6 separate regions of the Homo sapiens genome follow, and all the other regions are linked to region 1. The links are chromatin contacts, found by Hi-C or POLR2A ChIA-PET in ENCODE. All regions are on one chromosome and are shown on one strand. Each heading gives the region's core, a stretch centred on a gene start or an enhancer-like site at or near the end of the contact. The rest is flanking DNA. Distances are from core to core; before and after follow the strand shown.

Region 1 (3,455 bases), core at 466-2,965:
TCATATTCCGGATAGTGGGCATTTTCTAATAAAAAGTAAAATCTCAGTAAATGGGCTACAGTTTTGTTTATTCCTAGAAAGGCTCTCTTTTAAAGTGCGGTGTCTGCAACGTTGTTATGACAATAAGTCAAATTCTTATTGATATTCCAAGTATAAAATAATCCGTAGCAATGTTACTAAAATGTGCTCAATTTTGCTCTTCAAATATGAAAGCGTTTCATCTGTGTTTCAGAAACCTAACTCAGCTGTAGACAATTTGGTTTTCCCTTTTAACTTAAACTTGTTTTACTAAGATCATCAACAGATTGTCAGTTTCCCAAGCACCTGACACTGAGGCGCTTAGATGGGAATCCGCGTTAAGGTTTTATTTAGCATCCTTCCTCATCAGAATTTTAGCGTCTTATCAGCCACTGCAATTTTCCCTGACATAAAATATATATGTTCATAGTACAAATGCACGCAAATATTTGTGGCCGAATCTCGGCAACCCGCTGGAAAGGATTAAACGTGCGGTTGCCGTGACTAAACGCATTCATTCACCCTACAAGATTTAGGAAAATGTAACGTTGCAAGGGAAGCAAGGTCTCTGTGTAAACCTCGTAATCGCCACCAAAAGTCGGTAGCTGGGAGCCTTCAAAGCCCGCCAAACACACTGGAAGCATCCACAGCTGTTTTAAATTGGTTTTGGTTTCTGGAAATAGCGCACTCGGTACGGCAGCATCTCTGGCCTCCAGCCGGGGTTAACCCTGACCTGAACGCCCTGTTTAGCTCCCAGCATTTCATGATTCCGCTTCCCTGCTCCGTAAAACCGAAGAAAACCGAGATTTCCGTCACCGAGAAATGCACTTAGCAAGAGGGGGAAATTCGGTGTTTTAAATGTCACATTTTTGTGTTCTCTACCACTATCAAGAAAAGGAAAAAAGATGTGTTTGTGTAGCGGGGACGCAGCTTGACACCCATTTCCTTTGGCTCGCATCGCGGTCGCAGAGCCCAATCGCGGGGAAACGGGCCCCCCAGAAAAACAGGCAACGACCCCCAGCTCTTTGCTACAGGGATCGGGAGAGGACTACCCTGGGGCTGGGCGGGGAGGGGGATGTTGGGAACAGGAATTGGAGATGGAATTTCTGCGCCCGCAGAGCAGGGAGGGGCCCGCGGGGGCGCGGAGAGGAAAAAAAGGCCAGGGGTCAAGCCTGGGGAGAGAGAAGCTGGGCCGGGGAAATGGGGTACAGGGTGTACTGAAGGAGGGGTACGGTGGGGTCCGGGACAGAAAGAGAGGCTGGTGCCCAAAGGGCGCGCTCAGGCGCCCGGAACCCGAGCGGGGGAGGGGGAGGCGGCGGCCTGTTGGCCCCGGGACCTCCACGTCGCGCGCAGGCCACTAACCTGTCAGCAAGAATGTGCCAGTGGTCGCGGGGCTCATCCTGCGTGTCCCCCGACCCTGTCCCGTCCAAGCACAGGGGTCTCCCAGCTCCCACCACCGGGGCAATTGCATTCTTGGCCTGGCTAGGCCGTCCGTCCTCGATTCTCCCCTCCCCTCCCTTTCTTCTTCCCTCCCAGCTTGGCCAGTTCAGCATCAGCATCCCGCACCCCCTCGGTAATCCCGTACTCCCTCTAGCGGCGGGCCACTGCAGCGTGGCCACCGCCCCCACCCCCATCCCCCATCCCCGCACCCCCCTCCACCCCCTAGCCCGCGGAGCACGCTGGGATTTGGCGCCCCCCTCCTCGGTGCAACCTATATAAGGCTCACAGTCTGCGCTCCTGGTACACGCGCTTCAACTTCGGTTGGTGTGTGTCGAAGAAACCTGACTGCGCCCTGAGGAGAACAGCGGAGAAGGTCCACCGAGCCTGGCGAAAGGTCCGCTGAGCGGGCTGTCGTCCGGAGCCACTCCGGGCTGCGGAGCACCCAGTGGAGACCGCGCCTGGCTCAGGTGTGGGACCCCATCCTTCCTGTCTTCGCAGAGGAGTCCTCGCGTGGTGAGTATGCGGTGAGGACGTTTTTTTTTTAAAGATCACGTTCATTCCCCGTGCTTATCGGGAGCTGCGGGAGATGGAGTAGCACCCCAGAATGTCTCCACGCAAAACTTGTCACGCCTTCACTGGCTGTACCCCAAAACAAATGGGGAAACCAAGCCTTAAAGGCTTGGGTTTCCAGGACCAAGTCCAGATACGGGCTGTAGACAGAGATGAGCTGCGGACAGTGATGAGCTGCAGACGGTCAGGAGCTATAGATCGATTTGCAATTTGCTCTTCAAATGCGCTACCAAGTGCCATGCTTTACAAACAGATAAGCGCTTCAAATGCGCTACAAACTGGCGCTTCAGATGCGCTACAAGCACGCTTCACGCGGGCGACAAACTGATGGGAGCTACAACTGGCGCTTCATTGCGCTATAAACTGATGGGCGCTTTATGTGCCACAAACTGACGGATGGGCGCTTCAGTGGCGCTACAATCCAGAACGAGGAGCAGCGATATAGGAGCTGCAGACAGAAAACTGAATTGCGCTTTACATGCGCTGCAAAATCTGAGCTGCAGAAGAGTAGCACTACAAAAAACGCTACAAAAACGATGCGATTAGCCAGCCCGACAACAGCGCTTCATTGCGCTGCGAGGCACATGAACTGCAGAGGTACATGAGCTGCGGAACAATTCACACCTAAGATGCACTACAAAGTGGTAAGAGCTGCAGAGGTACAGGAGCTGCAGACCGTTTGCGCTACAAATAAAGCAGCCGTAGTGGGACATGAGCTGCGGAGTACAATTCCTCTGTTTTCTTGGAGCAGGACCCCACCCTTTCACCTTTTGGAATGGCTCCCACTCTATTTTTCTGCAGGACGGTTCTCGCATGATGGTGCTGGTAGACAAAATGGAGCCCCGGGCAAAAATTAGTGTTTAACATTCTGCCCACACCATTCCCGCTATAGCAGTGGAGTGGAGGGGCACTGATTGGAGTGGAAATGGGAATCTTTTGGTGATGGCAGAGCAGGCTGCCTGCCTACTTGTGCTTGATTGAAGTGGCGGTGTAGTTGTGGTGGCGCGAATCAGCGTCCAGCAACAGTTTGTGGAAACTGTGGGTTTGCTGAGTATGGCGGGGGAATTGGATCTGTGGATTGCTCTTGCTGCATGAAATGAATCTGGCTTTGGTGACTGGTGGGAGGGGTTTGGGAGGGGGGATTCTGGCGGCGGGGGGGGGGGGTGTGCAGATACTCTGCAGCCCTGTAGCAGCCAGTCTCAGGCCTGCCCCGCCCATCCTAGTGTGCCTTCTCTGCGGTGCTTAGCGCCTCCTCCTACAGCGCCTCCTCAGAGCGCGCCTCCCCTGCAGCGCGCCTTCCCAGAGCGCGCCTTCTAGATGCGGCCTCCTCAGGCCCCTCCTCCCAGCTCCTTAGCGCCTGCCTGCCCAGGCCCCACCTCTCTCTGGCCACCTCATTCTGAGGTGAGCTGCTCAGGCCCCGCCTCTTC
Region 2 (3,455 bases), core at 698-3,197, 2.8 Mb before region 1:
AGCCCAGGAGATCCAGACTGCAGTGAGCCATAATCTAGCCACTGCACCCCAGCCTGGATGACAGAGTGAGCCCATCTCAAAAAGAAAAAAAGACAATATGTGTTTGTTATGAAAAAGGATGACTAGGCCAAGCACAGTGGCTTCACACCTATAATCTCACCACTTTGAGATGTTGGCCAGGAGTTTGAGATCAGCCTGGCCAACATGACGAAACCCCATCTCTACTAAAAATACTAAAATTAGCCAGGCATGGTGATATATGTCTCTAATCCCAGCTACTCAGGTGGCTAAGGCACAATAACTGCTTAAACCTGGGAGGCGGAGGTTGTAGTGAGCTGAGATTGCACCACTGCACTCCAGTCTGGGCAACAGAGCAAGAATCTGTCTCATAAAAAAAGAAAATAGAAGAAAAAGAAAGAAAGAAAAAGGATGACCATCATAACATTATTTGCTATAACAAAGAAGAAGAAACCCAAATGGCCACCAATAGAATAATTAATAAATTGTGGTACATCTATGCAATATACTATAAAGGTGCCAAAAATAAAGGCCGATCTACTGCAATCAAAAGATGTCAGATATTCTACATGACAAACTGCTTAACAGTATGGATAATGCCATGTATATTAAAGGCGGGGAGGGGGACGTTAATATATACAGAGGGGGAAAGTGGAATGACACTTATTTCTGAAAGATTATTAGAGGCTATGTACTACTTCTGAAATACTGGGACTTTATTTAATGAATATGTGTTACTTTGCAGTCAGATGAAAAAATTTAAACAAGTAAAACTGGCCTTTGGTGTGAAAAACAATGGAAAATACAAATTATCTTTATCTATTTTTCGGTTTCTAGTACCAAAAAAGTCACACTTCAAAATTCTCCATGATGCTTTACTCTTAGCAACGGATCTCCATTCAAAATACTCATAATATCTAGTAGGGTAAATGAACATCTAAATAGCCTAATACAAGAAAGTTAGCAACTTTCCTCACGTACAAATTTCAAAAATGGTACCTATTCAAAAATTGACTTCGATCTATTTCTCAAATTGACTTTTTAATTAACCAAAACCATTATCCAAAGGGCTAATGTTCAAACTTAACAAACACTGAAAATTTCTATGCTTGTAGTATGAGGGGTCTAAAAAAAGATTTACGTTCGCCTCTGCCCCACAACTGGCCTGTTAAAAAGGCTGTTAATGGAAATAACTAATCACTGGCCCTAAAATACCACATTCCAGCTGGTCTTCTTTTGATACAGCAAGCTAAGTTTGGAGATCTTTACATGCATTTCTCACCTTGTTTGTCCTAAGGAAAGGCTCTGCATCCCTCCAGAAAGGCTGGAGAACAGCTATCTCTGGAAATGACACACACACACAAAAAAAAGGCAAAATATTTCAGGCCTTCCTAATACAAAATAAGAGATCGATCCCAGCTAACGTTCTCGTTGCATTATGTTCTCGTGAGATGCATTACCTCTTGCAAACAACATTTCTCAGACATACAGAAAAGAAAACGGCAAGTACATGCCTACATATGATGGGAAAAGGTAGCGGAATCACGAATACGTTTTGTACCAAAGCTAAGTGCTTCATATATATTGTCTCGCTTTACTCCCCACAACAATTTAAAAGGTAGGCATAAGCCTTAAAATTACAAAATCTGAAACAGCGCCGAGCTCCCATACTAGCCTGCCTTCGCTAGCTGAAGCATTAGGGTTCGAACCCAGGTGGGTCTTTCTTAACTCAAAACCAAGGTAATTCCACACCGAAGGCTCTTTCCATCCCTCTTCCTCCTCCAAAGACAAATCTGCAAAGGGCTGCACTGTACAGCAGTCACCCACACCCACTTCTTAACAAAAAGAAAGGAAAGCACAGCCTCACCACCTTCCCAATCTCACCCTGAACTGCACCCATCCACTGTAGTTCGCTTTTACTTCCGCCTCTGGGGTCCGGAGCGGCTAGGAGGAGCGGAAGTGGAAAAGACTAACTTCCGGCCTCGGGTCGCGCGCAGAGGTGATGTCGTTGGTCCTGCGCCCCCTCGTGGCGGTACTTCAGCCCTTCGCAGCCCGACGCTAGGGGCCTGGCAGGGGGCAGCAAGAGACCGCGGTGAGCGCGGGGTATTGAACGCCAAAGAAGGGGTTTGGAGGGTGGGGTGGGGCCTGGGACTCCCAGTCGCCTGGGCAGATGTCCGTGGGGAACTGTAAGGCATCTTATAGGGATCCTACAGGGGGCATCCACTGCCGGCCGACGACACGTGGTGGAAAAGTAGCTATTATTTACATGCGTGTTGCAGTTTTTGATAATGCGATTGCTGCTGCTAATGTGACTAACGCGATGCCGATGAACATCTCGGCGTTTTTTGGTGCAGGATAAGCGGGTGTAGACTCTGTCTGTTTAGTCCCAGATTCTCCTCCTTTAATGAACTACCGTGGAAATCCTGGAGTGTCACTGCTGGTCTGAATTCAGCATCCGCCTTCAGGCTGGAAATCAATTCTAGTATACTTCGATTTCCTTACTTGCAGTTCGAATTCAAATATGATTCTTTTGACATTGTGAGGGTTTGCGCTATTTAAAGAATGGAGGCAACCGAAACCTCATCTCCACAGTGGATGCATTTTTGCTCCCTCCCGAGGCGTTGCCTTAAGCCACGCGGTCCTGTCAGCCTCACCTGCCTAGTGATGGTGACAATGGAAGAGATAAAGCTTCAATTCAAGGCACTTCTCCTGTGACCATCAAAAGAAAGATAATATCTACATTAATGAATTAATTGTGTCTGTCGAGTTATCCTCAGGAGACGATGGTGATTTGGTCCTTAAAAAAACACAGGATCAACAGGATTGACCCTGAATTCTACAAAGAGGAAAAATTTCAGGCATTACTAACTCCTCCATGTACAAGCCTAATGATGTAATTTTCTGGCCGGGCGCGATGGCTCATGCCTGTAATCCCAGCACTTTGGGAGGCCAAGGCGGGAGGATGGCTTGAGGCCAGGAGTTCGAGACCAGCCTGGCCAACATGGTGAAACCCCATCTCTACAAAAAGTACAAACATTAGCCAGGCGTGGTCACAGGTGCCTGTAGTCCCAGCTACTTGGGAGGCTAAGGTGGGAGAATCACCTGAGCCTGGGAGGTTGAGGCTGCAGTGAGCCGTGATTGTGCCACTACACTCTAGCCTGGGTGACACAGTGAACCTTGTCTCAAGAAAGAAAAAGAATTTTCTTTATCCCATTTCTTTCTCCTTTTTCTTTTTTTTTTTTTTTTTTCCTTTAGACGGAGTCTCACTCTGTTGCCAGGCTGGAGTGCAATGGCGCGATCTCGGCTCACTACAACCTCTGCCTCCCGGGTTCAAGCGATTCCCCTGCCTCAGCCTCCCGAGTAGCTGGGAGTACAGGCGCGTGCCACCATGCCCGGCAATTTTTTTGTTTTGTTTTTTGTTTTTTTGTTTTTTTGTA
Region 3 (3,455 bases), core at 561-3,060, 2.7 Mb before region 1:
TATGATTGGCTGCTATCAGTGAAGGAAACATTGAAATAATCTTGTTGCTTTGGAAGGTATTCTTGAACATTCTCAGCACCTACAAACAGCTGACTTATTTAGTCACCGAGAAAGCAGTATCCTTTAACAAACAGGAATAGCTTTGGATACCCTGGGGCTTCCCCCTCCTAGGCAATCAGCATCTACACTCATAATCCCTCAATCCAGGCAGTATTTAAATCACTGCACTATTAGAACACTTAGTTCTAGTCCTTACTCTTAATTTGATGGGTGACTAAGTAAATCACTTATTGCCTCAATTCTTTCATCCCTATGATAAAATGTCTAATTTTACCTGGTTCCTAATTCAGGTTGAGATAACAGGACAATATGCACTTGGCTGTTAGAAGTTGGCAGAATGTATGCATTACGGAGCTTAAGAAAAAAATCTTTTTTAAAGCTAAGATTTCTAAATGAGGGCTATTTAAAACTCATCTTCAGTTTGTGGTAGACTTAAGGTCTTTATTATCTCCTTTTTTGTTTTTTAACCTCAATTTTTCACTTAACACCACTTCTACGCTTGAACTCATTTTAGCCTATTTTTTGTTCACAACTGCTAGTTTTTCAGTCCAACCTAGCTCAAAGCAACGGAGAAACATGATAAATCTGAGTAATCAACCAGAGACATTAAAATGTGTAGTTCACTCCAGGAATGGATGTGAGCATTGGAGGGCAGGGAGACGAACACAAAGGACTGAGGGAGCACATGTCGGGGAAACAAGGAAAGATAGTAATGTTAAATTTATAAACACTGCTCAATTCAATCCAAAAAGCGTTTATTGAGTGCAGAGCTCTGTGCTGGTCATTTTAGTAAAGCCAAGATGAGCAAGACTTATGATGAGTCTCTGTCATCAAGGAGCTGGGAGTATGAGCTGAACTAAGACGCACACAAATTATTAAAATATGGTGCAGGGTACTTAAAGGAAGTCCAAGGAGAAATAAAGCTGACATTATTCAGGACGTTTTAATATGTCAGGGCAGTCACATATATTAACAACCCTTCCAAAAATTCCAGGTAGGCTCAGGGAGGATAGGTAACTTGTCATTAACGCTAGAAAGTTAGTGTAGTCTGGCATTGTCCCTAACCGAGGTTCTAAAGCTCAGGCTCCTTTCAGAACACTACTGTTAAAGGGAAGCCCCAAAGAGTCGGGGGAGGGGACTAAGTTTTGACTGGATGTGTCTCGGTTGCCGTGGAGGGAACAAGAGGTCAGAAAAGCCATTTGGAGGCAGCGTGTGCGATGGGACTATAAGGATGAACCGGAGATTGAGTGGGAACCAGTGGAGGGAAGAGGGAGGGACTTTTCAGGCTAAGGAAGTAATAAGAGCAATTAGCTGCTCTCATAATTCTTGAGTCAAGCAGTTAATGTAGGTAGAAAACCTGGCGTCCGCCCCCCCACCACCCCCCACCGGAACTTTTCCGTTGGAGCTTGTAGGTGTTCGCCAATTTCACCATTAGGTGTGTTAGTTTTGTAACCTGAAGGAAAAAAAAAACTCATGTTTTAATAGCAGTGGATTCCTCGGACGGAGGGTGGGGGTCAGGCCAGGAGCCTCTGGCACACTCCGTCTCTCCTACCCCTCAGCTCGGCCGCCACCTGTGAGCCGTTGATGTGCGGGAAGGGCGCTCTCTACGGCGGGATCCTCGCTGGTAGGAGGCAGGTCCCAGGCCTGGCAAGGGTTGACCCCGGAGGGCTGGGCCGGGGCGGCACCCCAGGAGCACCTGCCCACGAGGCGGCTGCGCGGACAGACGTTCCAGCCCCTCCCGCCTCGCCGTGTGTTTACGTGGAGACGAAGATGGCGGCGGCGGCGGCGGTGACGGCGCTTCCCGTGCGGCTGAGGACGATCCGCCAGTGAGCGCGGAGACTGCTTCCACTTCGGGCGGGGGAGCGCCGGACCGAATCGGCTCTCTAGGCCGTGGAGCTTGCCGTCCCACCTCCGTCCAAATCGACCTTTCCTTTCTATCCCCAACCACCCCTCAACCCCTGTTTTCCCCTGCCTTCCTTGCAGAGGCCATGGAGGACGAGGAGAGACAGAAGAAGCTGGAGGCCGGCAAAGCCAAGGTAGGAGAGCCCGAGGCAACCGGGCCTGCGGTGGGAGGCGGTGGCTAGCACGGGGTGGGAGGGGGCCTGGGAAGCGGAGTTCGCCGCAGCCCCAGTGCACTGCCCGAGAGGGAGGTGCTGCAGGGTCTTAGGGTCTGCATCTCTCCTCGCCCTCCTCCTTTCCCCTTTTTCCAGTTGGGGGACAAAGCCTTGTGCTAGCTGATAATACTTCCGCGAGGATTGAATATTGTGGCTCCTTTCTCGTGAATGTCCAAATAAAACTCCCCTTTTACTGTATTGCTGTAAACTAGTGTTTAGTTGCTTCTAAACCTCCGATCTTTCATTTTTTTAAGGAGTTTTCTGGGTGGTGCAGGCATTGTGCTTTCCAGGGTGGGGATTTAGGGCTTTTCTTTATTGGGTTGGGGATTTGTGCGCTGATCATCAGCTTGTCTTCCTTAGGTAGCACGCTGGCACTCTTGGGTGTGTGTGATTGGCCTGTGACAGCTGTCTCAGCAGTGGCTTGTGTGTGCCACAAGTGCCAGCTGTGAACTTGGCTTTAGGGGCGTTTTTAGAAGCGTGTCTTTGTATGTTTGTACTTGAAGGTCTTTGTCATGGCATGCGCTTTTGTGTCCTATGGAATGTTAATGCAGTCTGTGAATGGAACTTCTGAGGACCGAAAGGTTCCATATGCCAACACCTATAGAATTCCTGCTTTAAATAATTTAGTTGTTATATATCTCTCTGGCGAATCCTGGTTGTGTGTGTGTGTGTGTGTGTGTGTGTGTGAACGGTTATGGAAAAGCCTGTAAAGCAAACAATACAATACACAATTATACACAGGCATCGTTCATTGGGCTTCATGAGAAATTTAACATATACAGAATATAAGCTGCGTAGCATATTTCTTTTAAAAATTACATATTTGAGCATATATTTTGTCTGGGCTCAAAAGCCCCCTTCCTCCCTTCAATGAAGTCTTCTTTTATGGATTATATTATTTTTAGAGATAATTGTTAGCAGTCATACTTGGACAAAAATTGTATTACAGGTAACTGTTTTTCCTCTCTTCCTTTCTCTTCTCCTCACATAAACAAAGGAAACCAGGTTAGTGATTTATTATCAATGAAGGGCCATACCGCAGAGATGCAGTGATAGAAGCTCAACACAAGTTTGTTAAATGAATATATATATAAAAACTAGCTTCATATTTCTAAAATATAGTTGACTTTCCTATAAGCTCCCTCTATTTAAGATCAAGGTTTAAATGCTTGTATATAGCCAGGTAAATTTTTACTTTCGAATCTATAAATGGTGGGAAAGGGGAATCAGGGTATCTTTAGAAGTCCAAAGCCTACACTTGTGCAATCTGAGGGGCTGAGC
Region 4 (3,455 bases), core at 521-3,020, 2.5 Mb before region 1:
CAATCAATCTCATGCTTCTCTCACTGCAAGTGAACTAGAGCCACTGATTTTAGAGTTTTTAAGAGAGTAGATCAGCTCTAGCAAGAACTCTAGCATTCTTCATAAAAGTTTCTTTAGATGCCACAAAATGAGACCTGCAGATTACAACATTAAGTATCCTGAAAATCAAACAAAATAATGAAAAAGGGTAATACTCCTCAATTCTCTGGTGGTCTCAAATAGAAAGGAGCACCACAACCTCACAGTACACCTCAGCTAATAGAACTATCTTTAAACACTAAAAGTAACTTTGTCTTCCCAGAGACAAATATCATTTCCTTAAAGATCCCATGTGTAGGAAAAAAATAAATAAATAAATAACTCTTTCTTATGCCTGGTATGGTTCAAACAAAAATTATTTTAAAAGCTACTTGGTCAAAAGTTTGTACATTGCATTGTCAGTAAAAGGGTAGTTTTCAAAAGCTACTTATTGCTGACTGTAAAAGGCACAATCAAATAACATTTGGGAGATTGAAAGCTAGGTTAATAAGGCTGTTAAATTGAAGAAAATGATTTTTTTTTTTTTTGAGACGGAGTCTCATTCTGTCGCCCAGACTGGAGTCCAGTGGCGCAATCTCGGTTTACTGCAACCTCCGCCTCCTAGGTTCAAGTGATTCTCGGGCCTCAGCTTCCCAAGCAGCTGGGACTACAGGCGTGTGCCACCACATCCAGCTAATTTTTGTTTTGTTTTGTTGTATTTTAGTAGAGATGGGGTTTCTCCATGTTGTTCAGGCTGGTCTGGAACTCCTGACCTCAGGTGATCCGCCCGCTTCGGCCTCCCGAAGTGCTGGGATTACAGGCGTGAGCCACTGCTCCCGGCCGAGAAACTGTTACATTATTAGCATCAGAGGAAGGCCCTTACCACACTCCAGTCACTACCATTACCACACTCTACACATCCTCCTTAATATGGGTATAAACCACCATTAGGGGCACTGCTACAGCCCACAGAACACTGAACCACACAGGGCAGCCTCCAGGATGACGGGCCAGCTGCCAACAGCATCTCCGTCAGGACCCCCACCAAGGGCCCCAACGACCACCGGGTCGTTCAAACCCACAGCCGCCAATCCAGCCACCGCCACTAGGGGCACCACTGCTGCGGTCAGTACAGACCGCTACAACCACAAATGCCGCAACCACGACCCCGTCTAGGATCAGATACACAGCCGGGGAGGCCAGCACCGCCCCCCAACACAAGGCAATGGCGGGTGCTACAGCCAGCGCCACCAGCAGCAGTGCCGCCGCCGCAGCCACTACTCCAGCCCCCAGCGCGCCTGCCACCAAAGCCACGCCAAGCATGGCCGCAGTCGCCCCCGCCCTTGCCATCCACTGAGCCGGTCGGGGCCACGGAGCCGCCCACGCCAGCCCTTCGGCCGCCTCAGCTGCGGCGCGCGCCCCACTCAGACCCTAAAGAATGTACGTACCACCCCTGCGGGCAGCTGGACCAGGTGGCCGGCGGCCAGACGGATCAGGTAGACCAGGCTGAGGGTGAAGGCGCAGGCGATCAGCAGCATGGACAAGAGGTTGCCGCCTGTCACCTTCTCCATCGCCTGGCCCAGCACCGACCCACCCGCCTGCAGCAAGCCCAGCAGCAGCATCCCAGCCGCCGCCGCCATTCACTCCGTCGGAAACACTGAAGGCCGAGGTCGCCACCGCTCCTCCCAATCGACGGAACGAGAGAAGCTGGCAGATGGTCGTCCACAGGGGGCCTTGCCCCAGGTCTCCTACTAAACCCAGCCCCACCCCTCGGGTCCCACGCGCGCCACCCCGTGCGTCACAGAATGGGGCGGGATGTTCCGCTGGCCACGCCCCTTAAATAACACTCTGTGAAGCCGTGGTCTTCTTGCGCGGGATAGGGCACCTGAGGAAGCGGGCTGCGCCTGTGGCACAGTGGTACGGGGCCGGAAGATAACTTACCTGAAGAGGCGATCAATCCCTGAGAATCGCGGGCGACCCGTTTTTTGTGTGCCCGGGTGCGGGGTGCCGGGACACGGCGTTGAAGGCGCTGAGCGGAGGGATCTCAGGGCGAGCTCGAGCGGCGACGGCGCGCTCTGTGATTGCACCGCGAGCGCCTGAGGTGATCTCGGCCTACATCGCGTCAGCGGGGCCTTGGGCGTGAGCACCGCCCCCTGTCCGGACGCAGGGTACTGGGGCACCTCGAACTGTGGCACCTCACCCTTCTCCGGGGCCACGTCTTGGGGACTCCGACAGCCCCAAATAAGCCCTCGGGGACTGGGGTTGTGAAAAGCGAGGTCGTGAAGACGCCGGCCTCATACCGAAGGGTAGGACGGTGAGGTCAGCCCCGTCCCACTCCAACTAAAATCAACCTGACAGGTATTAATATGCCACCATGAAGTTAACAAATGTTGGTGATTAAGTATGCTAGGTTTTACGAAAACAGATTTTCCAAAATAAATGTACATGTTTTAGGACGTCGCGAGCCGTTTGAGGCAGCATTCCCCAAGGACGCCACTTAGTCTGTAGGTTTAGCGGCTAGAAAGATTCAGAAGCTGAGTTCAGTCCTGCCGCCACAATCAATCTTCGCTCCTATGGCTTCACAGAAGCGTCTCCCATGACTACCAAATTTAACTCCTTCCAGATCACCCACGGGAGCACCTGACCGGATTCATTTATTTAATCAATGTTAAGAACTAGGTTTTGTGCTAAGCTAGGGGATAGAGCAGCGAATGAGACAAAACTGCAAGGCCCTGGGGGAATTAGTAGGAATATCCAGTGAAAGGGAAATTAATGAATTTTATAAGTATACTAATCAAGAAGTATATTCTTTTCCTTTGAGGTAGAATGTAATATAGCACCTCCCCTACCCAAGGCCTGGGTTAAGAGTATATTAACTGCTTATTTCTCCCCTATGCGTGGAGAGGCTTATCTGTGTTCCATCGTTTCACATTCCTTGAGGCACAGCGAGTTCTTGCTTCCCTCCCTAGCGCTGCTGTAAAGTCACAAAACTGATTAGCAAGTGTTACAAAAGCATGTATTCCCAAGGACGTAAGACATATGGTGTAACAAATGTAAGAGTAATTTACTGCCTTTGTTCTTGCTTCTGCAAGTACACTTCATGCAACACGTAACTCCCAACACAAACTGCTTAAAAGGTGATTGATCCCTTTGTTCGGGGCTCAGACTTTCTGGACCCTAGTCCGACTGAGCCGGTGATCACCTTAATAATAAAGGCTCTCCTGAACTCTGCTCGGTCTCTCCCGTCTATGATTTGTCCCGCAACACCAGTTGCCTGCGGAACACCTCTACCTAGAGAGCTAACACTCATCCCCGGTCAGTAAATCCAAAACTAAACCCGTTGCCTCCTCCTACCAACCTGTCCCTCCTATAATGCCTGTGAAGAAAAGGCATCACTGTGCACACTGTTGCCCTCTCCATGCTTCATCTAATCAGTC
Region 5 (3,455 bases), core at 491-2,990, 2.4 Mb before region 1:
TTGTATTGTGAATACACTGTATGATATATGGGCACAATTACAGAAACCATTTTATCTATTAAGGACCTAAAAGAAAAATCAAGTAACTCTTACTTTTCTAAAGACAATTTAAAGCAAATCAATTCCTGTCTTGGTCAACTCATGTTAAGAAAACATTTACTAGCAAAGTACTTTGTCAATACTCATCACTTCTCTAGAATATTTAATTAATACTGCACAGAAGCCTGAACTTTTAAAAGGTAAACAAATGTGATTTTAAAAAGACATAACTATGACAGTAACAGTATTTTGTTTTCTTAAACCAAATACTTTTTTACCATATCCCCAAAATATTCTTAAAATTCATTTTCAAGAACTATTCGTACTTGACTACTTAAAATCTACATTCTTCCAGTGACATGAAAGAAGGAAACAAAGGCTTAACAGGAAAATAACAAAAGTAACTAACATAGGAAGGTAAAACTGCTAAGGGAGAAACACAGACAAACTGATAGAAAATGAGTAGCTTGAACTAAAATACAAGAAAGGTATAACTAGAGTTTGCAATATGTTTAGACTGAGTCTGAGATGAGGGTTCAAGTGAATAAGTACAGGAAACGTGGCATTTTGTTATATGGCTCACTCCATTCTGGAAAATGTTAGGCACAAATGATAATATGCTCCCTAAGTAATAAGATCTTATAAATAAAGCAGTGGAAGTGGTCCTTAATTAGGGGGGTGGCACCTACCTGGGATCACTGGAAAATATGGAGGGCATTTCTGGTTGTCACTATGACTGATGAGGGGAGATGTACAACTGCCATTTAGTGTCCATGGAACAGGTTTGCTAACATCCTCTTAGTATGCTAGACAGCGTTTGCAAACAGAAACTGTAAAGGCACATATGCACTCCAGAAGGGTAAGAAAATAATGAGGCTGAGATCCTGAGTTGGACCACCGAGATGAAAGACTTCTGGTGAGGCTAAAAACATGTAGAAAAAGCGATGAAAGCCAAAAACCTTAAAAGGTGGAGAAAAGTGTAGAGGCGAGAAGTGAGTTACAGGGGGAGAAGTGAGTTAGAATGACAAGCTGTGAATCCCTTTCCCTGCAATGACAAAAATACGTAATCACTCTGCCTGGGAGGTTTTTTCCTGCGCCACCACCCGTCAACGTCCACTACTGGGGAAAAACGTAAGCCTCTTTGCTCAAAGAGTTTCCACCCAAAAAGTGGCTATGGTTTCTCTGTAACTACATGTGAAAAATAAACTCCTTGCCTGGGGCAACTAGATGTGGAGATGGTTCAGTCTCCCACCTCCGTTTTCCCTCGCTGGAGTCGAACTTGCTCCTCCTGTTTCCCGAAGGACACCGAGAGGTCCCACCCGTACGGGCTGCCGCGAGTGCCTCTCTGGCCGCTACATTCAACTAAATGGGTGGGACAGTCACCTGGCGAGGGGGGGCAGGGACCGTCACCGCTTTCTCATTCCTCCTTCCCTCCTCCCAGGCACAGCAGCCCGGCCCAGCTTCCTGTGGCAGAAAAACCCTCAGTCGCCAAAAGAAAGCCGTCTTGAGGGTTCCCCCGCGCTCCCACCCGCGCCCCAAAAGCTCAGGTCTCTGGAGTCGGAGACCCTCCTGCCCACCTGCTCTTTACTGTCCTTCCCTCTCCTCGCACCTCAGCACCATTCACCCCTCACCCTCTCCCGAAACTACGGGGTCCCAGGTCTTCAAAGGCCTTAGCTTTCCACCCCGCCGTTACCGTGGCTATGAAATCGCTTCCGGGTTCACACCCTTTGCAGCCTCGCGGTTGGCGGTGAAAGAGCTTCCGGGTCGGCGGCCGGGCTGCTGCCGTTCCTGCTCCTTTTCACTGGACCTGCAGTCTCTCAGGGGCTGGTGGCAGGCGACTAGGAGACTAGGGTGGTGGCGGTGGGGGTGCCAGCGGCTGAGCCGGAGCCGGAGCCGGAGGCGGGGGAGGGGAAGAGGGCGGCCGGGGCTGCGAGCGCGCAAGGCTGGAACATGAGCCGGGCTTGACCGCGAGGCGGAGGCAAGAGCCACCGCCCCCTCTTCCCCTCCCCCGAGTGAGGCGGCGCAGCGGCCGGAGAGGGATGGGGGGCGCCCACCCAGTCTGAGCCTCGCCGCGGGCGCCTTCGGCTCACGCAGCGCTTCCCGCGGGCCGCCAGTGCGCACCCTCGGCCACATCAGCCTCCGCCTGGCGGGTGCACCCGGGCCGGCGAGGAAGGGGCAACCGTCCGGGTGGGTGGGGCGGGCTGGGTACCTGAGGTCACCAGCTCGGCTGTAGAGGCAGGGGCGGCGGAGGCGGAACTGCGGAGTTGCTGGGTCCACCGACCCTTACCCTCAGCGAGAGAAGTAACCGTAAGTCTCAGCTTCGCGGTACAGATGTGTTTGAGGCTGCCTCTACCCATTTGTGGCTCCGAGTTCAGAGCTACCTACTTCACACCCTCCCGGATCTACTAGGAGTGTGTCTGTCGCCTGTTTTGGAGCATTGTTGTTCTGTCTGTCCCCATCCCTGAACAGGCAGCATTCTCTGCCCTACAGGGCTTTTCTCCCAGCGAATTTGCAAGCCTCCGGGTCTCCGTGACGCGTCCCATCCTCCCCATCTGGATGCATCTCCTTGTCCCTCTGTCCTCAAAGGATCTGTGTCCTTCCTCGCAGCCTCCCCCCCACCCCCATCCTTTGAGACGTGGAAAGCCACGGGTTCTGCCGACCTCGGGGGCTAGAGAGAGTCTTGAGAAGCGGATGGGTAAAAGTGCTCTGCAGGGCTGTGATGGGTGGGGATAGGTGCAGATGGCTCCAGTGAACCTTTATTTTTGCAGCTTCTGCCACCAAAACAAAAGAATGGAGCGCTCCCCTGTATTCTTATTCTTCTCCGTATGTATGAGCTGTTTTTCTGTACGTAGCTGTTTGAGTCGCAGGAAATTGAAACTAGAGCTGTAATAAAGCATCTCCTGAGGAGATTTTGAGAATTAGTCTCCCAAGCTCTATTCACACGGAATGGCATATCGAACAATCTTGTATTGGAATGACCATTTCAGAAGAGCTTTACTGGTAGATCTGACAGATAAATGTAAAGATAAGAGTCTGCTGTTTCAAATAGTGTATTTTAGATACCTTTAAATTTTAGTGTTCTAATTTTCATCTAGTTCTTAATTTGTGAAGTATGTGGGTATGTGTAAGGTGTAAAAATCTGTGTATTGGAAGGTTTTGCTTTGTTACAAGCTTTTGCTTTGTTGCTTTTGAGACAGACGTTTAAAGATCATATTAGATTGTATTTGATAATTATTTTCAATCATTAATTCCAGAGAAATCTTTTTTTGTATCAGCCACTCACAGATGTTACACACCTTGGTGCCTATGACCCTCCTGCTGCTTAAACTGTGAATGTCTTCAAAGTATATTTTCAGATTTTTGAACTAGGCGTTTTTTCTCATTAGAATTTGATTTGCTTTTCAAACTGCTCCTGC
Region 6 (3,455 bases), core at 542-3,041, 2.2 Mb before region 1:
ATGGAAAATATGGGTTACAAATTTTTGTAAGGTTTTGTTTGTAGATTCTTCTCAGTGGCAACTCTGCCTCTGGCAATAATATTCTCCTCTTCCTGGTACAGAAAGGGCACCTTTCACAAGGGAACTTTTATGTTCCGCTTCAAACAGAAAGAGGGTGGTCAGACAGCCTTCCCTGCATCTGTTTTTGCTCCATTGCCTCTGGCTCAGAAGAATCAGTATGCCAAAGTGGCATATTTTAGGATGGCAGGCTCTAAACACCTTCAGCATTGTTCTAAAGTGAGACAACACTCTTTACCTAGTCTCCTCAGCCACTTTTACAGTTGGCCCTAATCCCCATAACAGTCCTGGAAACTTATTTTTACTGTTAAGGAAACTGAGATTTAGAGGGGAGGTGACTGAGCCACAACCCACACCCCAGAGGGCTGTTCCAAAGCCCTCCTCGAAATTGGTGCCAAGGGCAGCAGCTATAATGACAGCCAGTCCACATAGAAGTGCCTCCGTTGATCACCAATTAACAGTAAAATCTGATAATATCTCATTCCAAGGTTGTTATAAGCACTAAATGTGGTTTTGTGACATAATAGGCGTTTGTTTCTCCCCACTGCTTCCCACCACAATATATTCATCAAGACCTTTCCAAGGATACTAAGTCTAGGAAACCCAGGATCATGAAGAGAGGGCATGTTCTTCCAAGTGAGGCTGAGGAGAGACTTGTCTGGCGAGGCCTGTACTGACTAGTGACATTAAAAGAGGCGATCTGACTTCTCATACTGCTCTTGTCCCAGGCCTGCTGTTTGTCAACTGCTGGGTCCTCAGAGCCAAAACTGTTTTCCAACAGTTTTGAATTGAATAACAGCCAGCTATTCGATTTTCTCCGCATTCTCTAATCGGTATACTCTTCAGAGTCCACAGGATTTGCAACGATATTATCCAACGGCTGAAGAATGTGCGCTTGACATCTTAGGCTGTAAAATGTCTCAATTTCAATTTCTAATACATAGATGTCAGTGGATGGCATTTTCTGAACCCTTTGTCGATGTCCATAAACGGCATGCTCTGAATTCAACTAAACAAAAGTATAGACATGGGGGAGGTGTAGGGCGATGTCCAAAGTATAATTTTTAAGAGTGTAAAGGGTTCCTAAGTAAGATTGCCAGATTTTTTTTTTTTTTTTGAGACGGAGTCTCACTCTATCCCCCAGGCTGGAGTGCAATGGCGCGATCTTGGCTCACTGCAGCCTCCACCTCCCGCGCTCAAGAGATTCTTCTGCCGCAGCCTCCAGGGTAGCTGGGATTACCCCAGAGCCCGCCACTGAGCCCGGCTAATTTTTGTATATTTATTAGAGAAGGGGTTTCACCACGTTGGCCAGGCTGATCTCGAACTCCTGAGCTCAAGTAATCCGCCGGCCTTGGTCTCCCAAAGTGCTGGGATTGCAGGCGTGAGCCACCACGCCAGACCTGGATTGCCAGATTTAGCACATAAAAATACAGGACCCCCAGTTAAACGCCTCTCGGATAAACCATTATTGCATGGGATACACTCACGCTAAAAAAATTGTTCGTCGTTTACCTGAAAGTCACATTTAATTGGGCGTCCTGTATTTTACCCGGCAAATTCTAGGCCTGAGACCAAAAAGTTTGAGAACCCTGCCCCTAGGCGACAGCAAGCGGAACTGCAGCAAGCTCCCAGTAATTCCGGGTGCTGCACTTCCGGTCAGGCGGTCGGGCTGCGGGGCCCTGGGGCCAGCTCACCGCCGGAAGTCTCCGCGTCCCCCCCACCCCGGCCAGATCCCTTTCCCAGTCCTGCTTCCCAGTGCCTCGGGCCAGGGAATCCTGGCCTCCGCCTGCGGAGCCGGCGGAACCCGCTTCCCGCCTCCACGGGGCAGCGCCAGCGGCCTGGTCCTTTCACCGGCAGCTCCGTGCCGACGCTCTCACCGCTCTTCCTATCGCCGGGAGTGGCGGGCCGACCAGGGGGCGGCCGGGCTACCGTCCGCCATTCCCGTGTCTCTGCGCCCGCGGGGGCCGCCCGAGCCGGCCACCATGCCGCTGGGCCTGAAGCCCACCTGCAGCGTATGCAAGACCACGTCGTCCTCCATGTGGAAGAAGGGAGCGCAGGGGGAGATCCTCTGCCATCATTGCACTGGCCGGGGCGGCGCGGGCAGCGGGGGCGCAGGCTCGGGGGCGGCTGGAGGGACTGGGGGCAGCGGCGGCGGCGGCTTCGGCGCGGCGACCTTCGCCAGCACCTCCGCCACCCCTCCGCAGAGCAACGGGGGCGGGGGCGGCAAGCAGGTGAGCTCCTCCGGCCCCTCCCGCCGGCGGAGGCCGACCAGGTGCTAGGCGGGCGGGGACGGGCTGGCTGGGAGCGGGCGGGCGCGGGCTTCCCCGATCGCCGTGCTCCTGCTGGCTGGAACGCCCCTCCCCACCTCCTACTGAGATCTTTCGTTTGGCCCATTCCGAAGCACCTGTTATTGTAAGAAATTCAAAGCAATAAGAACCAAGATGTAAAGCCCTTAAGAAAATCTCAATATACACATGTCTACACAGTCGTATACAGTGTCATGCCACAAATGCAGGCGCTGGACCTCATTCCTTGTTAAAGGTTTTGTCATATCAGGTTATGAAGTAAGATTATTATGTCATTATTGTAAATGGCAGCTTAAGTATTCCGTTGCAGGGGGCGCCATAACCTACTACGTTCTCTGGCCTTAGGGAGTAAAGTTGTTAAGTGTTTTTCTCTATTGTAGACACAACAAATGAATAGTGTTTGTCTTGGTCAAGACTGACTCCTACTCCCGCCTCCTGCCCTATTACAAGCAGCTCACACCTTTTGGAGGCTCTGGAGACGCCTGTCCAGCGAGCTCCGAGATTCCGGGTGCTGAACTTCCGGTTTTACTTAGCCTAGTTGCTGTAATTACTTCTCTTGAAAAGCAAAAGGGCAATCTTAATTGTTAAATGCTCTTATAAAGTACATACTCTGGGATCCTTGTAAGATGATTGTACTGCAACCTTTATGCACTTTTTACTTCTTTCTCTTTTTGTTCTTTAATTTGTTTGTGTAACAGAGTAAGCAGGAAATTCACAGGAGGTCTGCTCGGCTCAGAAACACTAAATACAAATCTGCTCCGGCTGCTGAAAAGAAAGTCTCCACCAAAGGAAAAGGGAGAAGACATATATTTAAATTGAAAAATGTAAGATATTTGTGGACAGTGCCTTTTACTGTAATGACGTTGTGTGTATCCTGCCACTGCCTTCATTTCTCACCATTGAACTTGGACTCTGCCCTTGGTAGCCCTTCCTTAGTATTCTGGGGAATGGTCCAGATTCCCCAAAAGGGAATGAGCTCTGTTGCAGGAGGCTCACTGTTTATAAAGTTAATAATACTCTTTCCTTTTTGTTTTTTAGCTTTTATTTTTTCCCCTGGAAAATATAAAATATGGGTTTAAAAGAAACATCAAC

The links. Hi-C counts contacts between places; a loop is a spot of excess contacts on that map. ChIA-PET counts read pairs that join two places held with the same protein, here RNA polymerase II (POLR2A). Pooled maps may share reads with other maps.
Region 2: a map of naive thymus-derived CD4-positive, alpha-beta T cell shows a loop between it and region 1 (14-fold over the local background). The contact joins the promoter of MTERF1 here to the promoter of PEG10 in region 1. A Hi-C loop is called at or near these places in 1 of 168 maps with a recorded cell type or tissue (naive thymus-derived CD4-positive, alpha-beta T cell) and 6 of 50 pooled maps. POLR2A ChIA-PET finds 5 or more read pairs at or near these places in 1 of 52 experiments (PC-3).
Region 3: a loop to region 1 is called in a map of CD8-positive, alpha-beta T cell, with 15 times the contacts of the local background. The contact joins the promoter of AKAP9 here to the promoter of PEG10 in region 1. A Hi-C loop is called at or near these places in 2 of 168 maps with a recorded cell type or tissue (CD4-positive, alpha-beta memory T cell and CD8-positive, alpha-beta T cell), 2 of 37 single-sample maps with no recorded cell type and 9 of 50 pooled maps.
Region 4: a loop to region 1 is called in a map of CD8-positive, alpha-beta T cell, with 7 times the contacts of the local background. The contact joins the promoter of CYP51A1 here to the promoter of PEG10 in region 1. A Hi-C loop is called at or near these places in 1 of 168 maps with a recorded cell type or tissue (CD8-positive, alpha-beta T cell), 1 of 37 single-sample maps with no recorded cell type and 6 of 50 pooled maps.
Region 5: a map with no recorded cell type shows a loop between it and region 1 (22-fold over the local background). The contact joins the promoter of KRIT1 here to the promoter of PEG10 in region 1. A Hi-C loop is called at or near these places in 1 of 37 single-sample maps with no recorded cell type and 7 of 50 pooled maps. POLR2A ChIA-PET finds 5 or more read pairs at or near these places in 1 of 52 experiments (OCI-LY7).
Region 6: a map of CD8-positive, alpha-beta T cell shows a loop between it and region 1 (11-fold over the local background). The contact joins the promoter of GATAD1 here to the promoter of PEG10 in region 1. A Hi-C loop is called at or near these places in 2 of 168 maps with a recorded cell type or tissue (CD8-positive, alpha-beta T cell and naive thymus-derived CD4-positive, alpha-beta T cell) and 7 of 50 pooled maps.

Annotation. Positions count from the first base shown.
Region 1 is chr7:94,654,610-94,658,064 of GRCh38, forward strand. PEG10 (paternally expressed 10) reads left to right here and starts at 1,716. Exons shown (of 2, transcript NM_001172437.2): 1 at 1,716-1,982. The coding sequence starts at 1,978. It overlaps SGCE (sarcoglycan epsilon), which reads right to left and starts at 1,524. Exons shown (of 11, transcript NM_003919.3): 1 at 1,381-1,524. The coding sequence starts at 1,489. RefSeq lists enhancers at 872-1,649, 2,919-2,968 and a silencer at 3,439-3,455.
Region 2 is chr7:91,878,755-91,882,209 of GRCh38, forward strand. MTERF1 (mitochondrial transcription termination factor 1) reads right to left here and starts at 1,948. Exons shown (of 3, transcript NM_006980.5): 1 at 1,903-1,948; 2 at 1,301-1,359. The coding sequence starts at 1,329. It overlaps LOC112267986 (a long non-coding RNA gene), which reads left to right and starts at 2,048. Exons shown (of 2, transcript XR_002956514.2): 1 at 2,048-2,110.
Region 3 is chr7:91,939,052-91,942,506 of GRCh38, forward strand. It overlaps AKAP9 (A-kinase anchoring protein 9), which reads left to right and starts at 1,811. Exons shown (of 50, transcript NM_005751.5): 1 at 1,811-2,096. The coding sequence starts at 2,049. LOC124901698 (a long non-coding RNA gene) reads right to left here and starts at 1,800. Exons shown (of 2, transcript XR_007060431.1): 1 at 1,613-1,800; 2 at 799-1,513. RefSeq lists enhancers at 1,352-1,913, 1,952-2,101 and a silencer at 1,642-1,751.
Region 4 is chr7:92,132,707-92,136,161 of GRCh38, forward strand. It overlaps CYP51A1 (cytochrome P450 family 51 subfamily A member 1), which reads right to left and starts at 1,771. Exons shown (of 10, transcript NM_000786.4): 1 at 1,467-1,771. The coding sequence starts at 1,658. CYP51A1-AS1 (CYP51A1 antisense RNA 1) reads left to right here and starts at 1,857. Exons shown (of 3, transcript NR_122110.1): 1 at 1,857-2,376. RefSeq lists enhancers at 1,106-1,932, 1,107-1,156, 1,317-1,366, 1,737-2,396, 1,933-2,759.
Region 5 is chr7:92,244,174-92,247,628 of GRCh38, forward strand. KRIT1 (KRIT1 ankyrin repeat containing) reads right to left here and starts at 1,741. Exons shown (of 19, transcript NM_194454.3): 1 at 1,617-1,741; 2 at 729-998. ANKIB1 (ankyrin repeat and IBR domain containing 1) reads left to right here and starts at 1,801. Exons shown (of 20, transcript NM_019004.2): 1 at 1,801-2,346. RefSeq lists an enhancer at 1,622-1,916 and a silencer at 1,847-2,236.
Region 6 is chr7:92,445,691-92,449,145 of GRCh38, forward strand. GATAD1 (GATA zinc finger domain containing 1) reads left to right here and starts at 1,792. Exons shown (of 5, transcript NM_021167.5): 1 at 1,792-2,288; 2 at 3,062-3,187. The coding sequence starts at 2,040. RefSeq lists a silencer at 1,712-2,481 and an enhancer at 2,912-2,961.